Regions from separate parts of the Homo sapiens genome. Here all the other regions are linked to region 1. The links are chromatin contacts, found by Hi-C or POLR2A ChIA-PET in ENCODE. All regions are on one chromosome and are shown on one strand. Each heading gives the region's core, a stretch centred on a gene start or an enhancer-like site at or near the end of the contact. The rest is flanking DNA. Distances are from core to core; before and after follow the strand shown. Region 1 has its middle 130 kb from the start of LINC01931. Region 2 has its middle 36 kb from the start of LINC01818. Region 3 overlaps LINC01818 (long intergenic non-protein coding RNA 1818).

The links. A loop is a pair of places that touch in the nucleus more often than their neighbours do. ChIA-PET counts read pairs that join two places held with the same protein, here RNA polymerase II (POLR2A). Pooled maps may share reads with other maps.
Region 2: a map of PC-9 shows a loop between it and region 1 (8-fold over the local background). The contact joins two enhancer-like sites. A Hi-C loop is called at or near these places in 7 of 168 maps with a recorded cell type or tissue (Calu3, MCF 10A, PC-3 and 3 more) and 3 of 50 pooled maps. POLR2A ChIA-PET finds 5 or more read pairs at or near these places in 3 of 52 experiments (HEK293 and WTC11).
Region 3: a map of PC-9 shows a loop between it and region 1 (11-fold over the local background). The contact joins two enhancer-like sites. A Hi-C loop is called at or near these places in 2 of 168 maps with a recorded cell type or tissue (PC-3 and PC-9) and 1 of 50 pooled maps. POLR2A ChIA-PET finds 5 or more read pairs at or near these places in 1 of 52 experiments (activated T-cell).

What each region holds. Positions count from the first base shown.
Region 1 is chr2:149,987,953-149,991,256 of GRCh38, forward strand. No RefSeq gene overlaps it. Among named protein-coding and RNA genes, the nearest start is that of LINC01931, 130 kb to the left of the region's middle. Within about 2 kb of position 1,664, at least 7 of the 41 ENCODE cell types and tissues checked have a DNase peak (open chromatin) inside an H3K27ac peak, as active enhancers do; they include PC-3, PC-9 and endothelial cell of umbilical vein, where a contact is called at or near this core.
Region 2 is chr2:150,132,291-150,135,324 of GRCh38, forward strand. No RefSeq gene overlaps it. Among named protein-coding and RNA genes, the nearest start is that of LINC01818, 36 kb to the right of the region's middle. Within about 2 kb of position 1,426, at least 4 of the 41 ENCODE cell types and tissues checked have a DNase peak (open chromatin) inside an H3K27ac peak, as active enhancers do; they include PC-3, PC-9 and endothelial cell of umbilical vein, where a contact is called at or near this core.
Region 3 is chr2:150,187,016-150,190,532 of GRCh38, forward strand. All of the region lies in intron 1 of LINC01818 (long intergenic non-protein coding RNA 1818), which reads left to right. Among named protein-coding and RNA genes, the nearest start is that of LINC01818, 19 kb to the left of the region's middle. Within about 2 kb of position 1,321, at least 2 of the 41 ENCODE cell types and tissues checked have a DNase peak (open chromatin) inside an H3K27ac peak, as active enhancers do; they include PC-3 and PC-9, where a contact is called at or near this core.

The DNA.
Region 1 (3,304 bases), core at 414-2,913:
ATCGAACACTACTTGTCTAATTTATCTCTTGGTCCATTTTATATGGAGGCTATGTCCACCAGCCCTGGTGCAAATGCTTACAAATGATTCTGTGTAGAACTTGCATGCAGCTTCCAGTACAGCAAGCTCTCTATCTGCAGCAGTACTCACACCATTTGAACATCTGTCAGGAAAATCAGTCTCAAAATTCTTTAAATAATAAATACTTGTAAATAATTACCATCATAAATTTCAAAGATTTCAAAGATTTTGATTGAGTTCTGAGTAGGGAAGGAATGATAAAATCAGAGAAATATGGCTATAAGTTGCTTTTGGAATAATGAAGGGTTTCCATTAGTCAAGGCACTTCTGTGCTACCATGAGCAATGCAAATTGTCTCTTTATAAACACACATCCTATGCAGAGTACCACAAAGTAGAACCAGTATGCATTATCAGCAATTGGAGTGATGTTGGTAAAGTTGTGGTTGTGGTGTGGGTTGGGAGATGATTCTGGAACTTTAGTCTGCCTGACTCTTTAAGGAAATCTAAATTTATTGAGCACTTTCCATGTGCCAACGCCTGTGATAAGCACTATGTATGTTGCCTGATTTAGACATTCAATGAGGAAATGAGCTCAGCAAACTTGGATAATTCATCCCGGATGACCTATCTAGGAAGTCGTGAATCCAGAAACTGCACCCAGGTCTATTTGCTCCAATGTGTCCTCTCTTGAGTATTTTACTATATTTTTGTCTTGTTACTATGATCATTCAATTTATTTTAAAAATTCAACATGGTTAGAAAAGAAAGCATAGATACACGTGAGAAGGTGAAACATGAACTCTACTGCCAGCATATAGGCGAGGTAACTTAGAAGAGTGGAAGGTTGCTCACCTGTACTGACAAGAGAGGTGGCCAAAGAAAATGGAGCCATGAGGACAGACGGACAGCAGCATTGAAGGGAAACTGATTACCTCACTCATCTCTTTACCTCCACTTGTCTACCTGCTCATCTCCACTAATGCCAGCCTCCTCATTCAGGATCAAATATGTTGATCATGCTCTCACTTCAGGCCCTTTGTCCTTGCTGGTCCCATTGCCTGAATCATTCTTCCCCTAGACAGTCTCAGTGCTCTTTTTCTTGCCTCCTGCAGATCTTTGCTCAAATGGTAGCTTCTCCCAGGGCATTATTTGACATTGTATCCCTCTGGCATTCCCAGTCCCTCATTCCTGGCTCATTATATACAATATGTTTATTTTAAAACATCTATTTCTCCCAACATAATTAAAGCCTCTTTGAGGACAGGGATGTTTGTTTGTTATTTTGAATGTTTTATCCTTAGCACCAAGCACATTGTCTGACATATGGTTGGTCTGACATCTGCCCTCAGTAAATATTTACTAAATAAATTCACTAATCAACAAATATCACAAAAATAATTCTTATGCCAAAGTGACATATTTTGGGGTGGCATACCCTGATCCCTTTCAGCTCCTTCCCCCATACTAAGCAAAGGTTACTGTTCTATATGGCTGCAAAAACATCAGCCAGTGTAAAAGCAGTCATTCTATAGGCAAGCAGGCACATTCCTAGTATTCTTTAAGGTGGAAGTCATTCACTAGAGCTGACAAATCTTTGATTCTTTGAACTGGGGAATAATTGTTTTGGTTTCTAAGTCCTGCTTGGGTTGAGCAAACACATACCTGGCTCATTATCAATAACCTTCTTAGTTAGGCAAATAGGTGACAATGTCAATAGGAATTTCAAAAATATGTGTGCTGGCAAAATAAACTCTGCCTTTGGAAACATCATCACAATTTAACTGGTTCTAAGTTACTCAGGCAGCCTAGGTCATTGTGTGCCAATGCACTGAAATTGCCCTTTAACAAAACTGGCACTGGCAGCTAGCAGTCAAAATTGAAATGTTTCAGCCAACAGAGCTGCTTTGGAATCTTTCCCACATACCAATAAATCTCTTGATCTTGGGAAAACATTTCCCGATATTCAGGAACTTTTCTATTGTTCGTTGCAACTTTCCCCAGAGGACACATAAGGCTTTCCTAGACCTTTGGACACCCACATAACCTTCATATACTAAGTGCTCAGGTCAGAAGTAAGCAACATTCACTGGGGGCTGTGATTTGAACACTAACTTTCTGCTTTTTTAAAATGTAAGGGGTGAAGAAAGGGCCTGAGAATTTCTCTGCATTGAGGTGAAGTCTCGTGTATGGAGTTCGAGTCTGCTCTGTCTTCATAGCGACGTCACTATAACATTGTCCCTAATGCACTCTCAGTGAGGAGCTAACTGCTACTGAAAGTTTCAAATTTTATGTAAAAATAAATCTGTGATAATCACCTTTCTCCTGTTAACCAGCTTATTGTTGAAGTTAAGCATTCTTGAAGACACACACATTTGGTAATCTAATGTATGATCAGATTTTGGTGCTCTAAACAAATCATCTTTCCCACAGTATGTTCCTTAAACATTAACTCTATAAGGTCTCATAAAAAGGAAAGTTTTCTAAGACTAAGTGACTTATGAAATTCTGTATCTAATCCTCTTTTGTAGAGTTGTCATATATATTGGTGACCTGAAAAGGGCTACAAAGACTAAATCTGTTTCACTTGGCTTATTCCAGAATTTGCCAAATTTGACTGTAATTCCCCTTTTCTTCTGTTAGATCTAGTGACATTCTGCAGAACTAGCAAGCATTCTAGGAAACTCAACTTTGACAACACTATTCTAAATACAGCAAACACAATCAAATGTTGTTCAGAAGTCAGAGTTCTTAAAACTTCAGCCTTTGGTTTTTCGGCAGTCTCCATATGGGATTATTTTAGAATAGGGGTCTTCAAACTTCTTCTGTAAAGGGACACATAGTAAATATGTTAGACGCTTTACAAGACACATAGTCTCTGTCCTTTGCAACTAGCTACTCAACTGTGCCAATGTATGAAATTAGCCACAGATAATATGTAAACAAATGAGTGGCTGTGTTCAAACAAAACTTTATTATCAAAAACAAGCCACAGACTCAATTTGAGCCATAGGTTGTAGTTTGCAAACCTCTGTTTTAGAGTGGGGCAACCACCTCTCATTCATATCTAATACCTAATCAGTTATCTAATTCATATCTAATATCTAATTCATATCTAGTATCATATCTAGTATCTCTCATTCGTATCTAATACCTCTCATTTATATCTAATACCTAATCAGTTATCTAATTCATATCTAATATCTAATTCATATCTAATATCTAATCAGTTATCTAATACCTTAAGTTATCTAATATTATACCTAATATCTAATCAGTTATCT
Region 2 (3,034 bases), core at 176-2,675, 140 kb after region 1:
AAGTACCTGAAAAGATCCATAAGGCAAATGCAATGCTATTTTTTTCTCTTTTCTTTTTCCTTAGGTTGATTAGGTTTAAATTGTGGGGGATATGATAGGGGATTATCCTTAAAAGAAAGAGAAAAATTCAGCACAAATCAGATATCAGAAACTTACATTTATTTTAAAAACTGCATTAGATACATCTTTTGAACACTAATGAAACAGAAAAAGTTCATAGGAACACACTTATTTGGAAATCAGCTATTTGCTTGTTAAAAAATTTTAGCTTGACTCTCTAAAGGAAATTACCAGAGACGCTGAAGACTAAACTAAACAAACCACTCATGTAGTAATTAATAAATGATAATTGGAATGAACTAGAGATATTTGTTTCCTCCTGAAGTGGCAAGTTTTATGCCTTTTAAACAACTTGCTGTTATTTTCAATGAAGAAAAGGGAAGAGAGGGGTCATGAAAAATTAGACAAATCTCAATCAGAAGTGATTTCAACACCTGGCAGGGACCTGTAAGGATGACTTTTTAGCCTCTCAAAGCTACTTCTCCCAGTAGTAAATCTGTCCAGTGCATGTCCTCTCCACCAAGAAGCATCCTTTTCCATGAATTTTGTTTTTTCTCCATTTCTTAGGAGAGGGCTGAGTCAAATATACTCTATGCACTTTTTTTTTTTTTTTTTGAGATGGAGTTTCGCTCTGTCGCCCAGGCTGGAGTGCAGTGGCACGATCTTGGCTCACTGCAACCTCCACCTGCCGGGTTCAAGCGATTCTCCTGCCTCAGCCTCAGCCTCCTGAGTAGCTGGGACTACAGGCACGTGCCACCATGCCCGGCTATTTTTTTTTTTTTGTATTTTTAGTAGAGATGGGGTTTCACCATGTTGGTCAGGCTGGTCTCGAGCTCCTAACCTCGTGATCTGCCCTTCTCAGCCTCCCAAAGAGCTAGGATTACAGGTGTGAGCCACCGTGCCTGGCCTGCAGTTTTTTTAAAAAAGGAATATTTGGGATTTCACTAGGTGGAAGAACAGTTATTGTGACAAAGGTTTACATCTTAAATGGATATTTCAGCCATGCACTTTTTAGCCCATAAATAAATAAATAATAAAAAGCTGAGTTTTTAGATGAAACATGAGTTACACATCATTCCCGTATAGGTAGCAGTGTGGAATCTTTCTTTCTAGGAGGTATTCTATGCATTTAACTATTTTGCAGTAACATCAAACATGAGTCTCTGAGTTAGAAATCAAACCGATTTTCTCACCAAAATGAATGTTTGGAAAAAGTAACCTAGATTTTTACCCTTCGAAAGGAAATAATGAGACTCGCACCTCCTCTTTTCTTCAGGGTTTGACTGTTTGGCGGAGGAAGGGCATCAATGTTTATTTTCACCTGTTTTCTGTAGCATCCTGCCGATGACATCAGTGTCCTGTCTGCTGTGTTAAGGGCAATGAAGGTTATGAAACTAGAAATGAATCTAGTCTGAGAACAGATCACGCAGTCCTTCCATATGCATTGTCTTTGCAGTGGTATGAAAGTATGAGTCAGTATGACTCATTCGGCTTCCTGACCTAGCCAATTGTCTGGCTCTCCACATTAATACAGTCACCTGAACCAGCTTCTCTGTTCATTTGTGTGACCTCTTGGATTTCACCTTTCCTTTGCCAAGCATCAACTTGAAAATTTTCCTCACACATTAAGATGCATTCAAAACCTTGATATTTAGGACGATACAGACAAAATTTTTGGAGTCTCTAATATTATAGCTAAATATTATGTTTTTATAGCAAAATGTTAAATTCTTCGGAATCCAGAAGGCATTTAAGAAACAGACAGAAGTTGTTTTTTTTCACACAGATTTTTGGGGCAACCTAGTCTCACTGTACCCAAAGGGCCCAGGTTAGGAGAACTTTGAAATAAAACTGTAACTAACACCCTATTTTATACTTTCTTGATTTATCCTCCTCCCACTCCCCAGGCCATTCCCTACTTTGGATCAGAAACGGTAGACTATGGAATTTCAGAGATCATCTCTTCCAACACCTTGTCTAAAGGAGGTCATTGCAAGCAGAAAGGTGAAATGCCTTGTTTCGAGTTGATTCAGGTCTGAACCCTTGTCCTGCTTAAAGACAGAATTCTGAACAGAGTTCAGGGAACCCTGTGTAACATCAGCCTTGGAGTGGGGGAAGGGTGGGGAAGCTGAATTATTAGCAAATGGGCAAAAAGCTTTCTGAAGCAGAGAGAAAGAATTTCTACAGCCAATTAGACAAATCACCCTTAAAAGAAAACATATTTCTCGATTAAAGCCTGCCAGCATGCAATATTTCCCAATTAGTTCAAAGAACACAGTCACAGATGTTAGCCAAAATATGCTACATTCTTTAGAAGTCCTCATATCAATGCGTAGGATCTCTTTGATTTTATGAATGAGTTTCATGGTGGGTGTATGTGTGTGTTCCTTTAAAAAGAAGAAACTTATAACCTCAGAAATTTAAACAAAAACACACCCACTGAAAGCACGTCGACAGCATGGCAGATGCTTAACACTAGAGTATTGAAATGGGGAAAGTAATAGTTGCAAGTCCAAATTATCAATGTTCCAGCTTATGACACATTTGATCAAAAAGCTAAATAAAATATTATTTCTTCCATGAGTAAGGCTGCTCTATTTATCAAATAAAAACTCAGATATGGAATAATTTTTTAGTATAAGGATAGCCCAGGTAATTCCTAATTTACCTGACATTTAAATTTAACTTCAACCCTGTGTTTCATCAGGCAACCCGATTTAGGAGAGCATCAAACCCCATATCTCAGCACTTATAAAAGTATTTGTGAAAAATAAACACATATACATGCAAATCACTCTTCCACTTCTTAACAAACTTTCCTGCTTGAGGGAATTGCTAAGTCCAGAAGACAGGCCACTGGAAGAGCTATAACCAGGCACGATGCAATTTCCACCTAGAAATCCTGGAGGCTTGCACCTTCAGACAATCTGTGAGAGAAAATACATTGGATGAAAACAGGCTGGAGCAATGGTAG
Region 3 (3,517 bases), core at 71-2,570, 200 kb after region 1:
CTGATGGTTTTGTAAGTGTTTGACATTTCCTCCTATATACACTCTTTCTCTCTCCTGCTGCTTTGTGAAGAAGGTGCATGCTTCCCCTTCTGCCTTGATTGTAAGTTTCCTGAGGCCTCCCCAGCCATGTGGAACTGTGAGTCAATTAAACCTCTTTCCTTTACAAATTACCCAGCCTTGGGTATTCCTTTATAGCAGTGTAAAAGTGAACTAACACAATCCTTAACAACGTTTTACCTCTTAAGCCAAACAATACCTTTGAGTTTAAGCCCTTATTTATAGGGATATCTGTTAACTACTACGAGTTCAGTCCCAAGCGAAACAAATATAAACGTGATTTATTTGTTTTTGCCAATCACTACTTTTAATCATTTTTGGTTGAATCTCTTTGTCTTATTCCTCAGCAAAATATTGGTGAGATTCTATAATTCCTTTATCACTTTTAATTATAGAAACTGAGCTAAATTTAAGCATTCAATCTTGAAATTGTTTTTCATCTCTTTTAGAAAAAAAAAAAAAAGGCAATCACCATGATCCAGAAATAAAACATCCCTAAAACTGAAAGGTGAAACAGTGTCCACATTTTCAAAAATAGAGGACCTTTTAGGACCTCTAAATATTTAGACTAAGAAAGAAAATGTCAAAGAGAATCAAGATCCATGATTTAAAGTATCTAAGATCCTTTATATGAAAATATGATTTCTACTATATAGCAAATACGTGAGTAAAAGGAGTAGACAGAACTAGCATGACAGAAGCTGAGTAATCATTAGTTAAGACTGGTTTATAGAGGATTCCTATAAATATAGACCCTTAATCTTCAGGAAATATCAAAGGATATGCAAAAATAAATGATTCCACTTTATTGTCTGTTGAAATTTTGATTTTTTCAATGAAATGTTAAATAATTGTAGCTTTTTAAAAAAGTCTTGACTATTTTCTATATAAATCCTGAAAGGTAACTTTAATAAAATCTAAACTATTTCACTGGAATTTATGGGGGAAGAAAAGCATAAGTCAAGGACTGACCACATTTAGCCATCTACAATGATAATTGATAGATAATGATCTTCAATGATAAAAATCATTATTTTGCATTGAAAAATGTATTGTATATTATTACCAAAAGATGAACGCAGTTCCATGGAAAAAAGTAGAAATTTTTAATATAGAGTATTATCTGTGTTTTGAGAACATAAATCACCCTGCACTTTCCTTCTGGCTTCTTGGCAACCTCCAATTTTAAATTCCATCAATAGGTGTAGCCCACGTAACATAAAACTCAGATGGCAGTATGTGCATCTTTCTATTTGCTTTGGCAGACTTCTCATCTCTCTTAATAAGACTTGGATAACACGTGGAAATCAATAAAATTATAGTTGGTTATGAAAGACGGCAATCCTAGCTTATTCAGGGTTTTGTATTCCACCTCCTAGGGAACAAAAATTCCACAGATTTTATGCTTCTTCGGGTGGCTCAGTGTAGTTCCTTGGACAAACAAAGGAAGGGGATTTACACATTGTTCTTGGTGGTTTTCCCAGGTGTTTATTTTCTTTCAAAAAAAAAATCGTAGCTACTTTAGACTTGCTAGGGAAATACAAGCATTTTGGGGGCAGGCTCTCAGTTTATTTTTCTAATCTCCCTATACTATTTATTTTCAGCACCTTTGCAAGTTCTTCTTTTAGGTTGTTCTTCAACCATCAGCATTTAAGCCAATGGTTTATACATATTCCCGTGGGTATACACAGATTTATTTGGGATTCTCTGAGGAGTAATTATACTTAAATCCCTTTATTTCAAGCTCAATAATGCATATCAAAATACTCACGAGTGTGATGTTATGTAGATAACCTTGAATTTGTTGTTTTTTTTCAGTAAATCATTCTCAAACTTTCACACACTAACTGTCATAGCTAACAAATTGCAACATACCCCATACCTATTTGCATCATCCAGGTGTCTTTTCCACTGAGGTGGAAAACTGCTCTTTTAAACAGCAATGGAGTTTGACCTGCCTATCCATGATGTAACAGTTTAAAAATATACACACTGAGGTTTTAAAGATTTTTTGTAGTCAGTCAACCTGATTTACTCTTTAGAAGCATGTGCTATTTTAACGAACTCACCCACTCAAGTCTGTTGAAACATGGAAGCTGATGTGTCCATCTGACTGCAGTGGCATTCATTTCCATATTGATGGCATATATTTGTTATTTTCTGAACCTAATCATAAAGCTCATAGCCTATAACATGCAGCCTGTGGTGTTGAGACTTCTTTAGCTTTGCAATGCCAGCAATTGGTTCATGATAGCAAATGGTTGTTCAATTAATGTGGAAGAATTCTTGTGATACTAGAATCACAGGGTATCTCAACTGACCAATGTTAAAAACGAGGTCTTAACGTTCTTGAATAGGGTAGGTAGTTGATAGCTTCTGACTTGATGAGTACAGAAACTCTTCTTTGAGGGTGCAAGAAAAGGAAAGGAATGTTTGTATTCACCAGGAGAAAGATTGGAAATGTCAAAGCAGTAGAGAGGATGGCATAGCAGCTCTCTAATCCAGCTTGAAATAGAATTTTATTATCAACAGAAAGGTTCAGAGCCTTAAGCCGAAGAAAAATGTTTTCATAAAAGACTTCGTGAAATTCTAAACACAAGCAGCGCTACTTGGGAAAAAAAAAAAACAAGTGCAGCTTAAAACTGGGGACAGATGGGTTACTCTCCCCACTTATACCTTGTCAGCACCTCATTAACCCCCTCAGGTCTTGAGGCTTTCCTCCCAATCTGAGAGTCTCTTTCTTTTAAAACTTGAGTTCATCTTATTTACATTTACTGACATGACAGATAGGCTTGTTCTTAGTTCTTATATGATTTGTCATTGCTGCTTTGTAAATTGTCTAATTTTTATATATGATCTGTCTCCATGTTTTGTTTTGGTTATGTTTCCCAACCAGTAGCTTGGAGAGTACATTCTCTGTTTTTAGATCCTGTAGTGTTGATGTTTACAAATTGTAACAATAATGCTTCTTATTTCTTTCATTTTTACAGAGTGTATATGAATTGTCCCTTTTAAACAGTGAATGAACTGGAACATTCGTATTTTCTCCCACTTTTCTTCTCTACTTCATCTCTTGATTTTGGTTATTATGTTCTCAATTTAAATTTTTCTTACAGATCTCTTAAAATAATACATATATATACATATACGTATGTATCTTCAAATAATACATTTAAACATTTGCTGCTTGATTTGCCTACTTTAAACAGTATCAATCAACTTCCAGTGTGAAAAATCAGAAATTTAACCTAGTTATATTTCTATCACATTTCACCTTCAAGAGTATGTTAATTATATTGTTATTTTGAAATTCTCAACATTTTTAAATATTTCTCTTGTGATCTAAATGACTCCTACATTTGCTTATTGTTAATACTACATCTGAATAGATTATTATCTATTAATGCTCAAATAGATGTATAGCCAACCCTTTCCCACAATGTCTCCATTATGTTTTAAG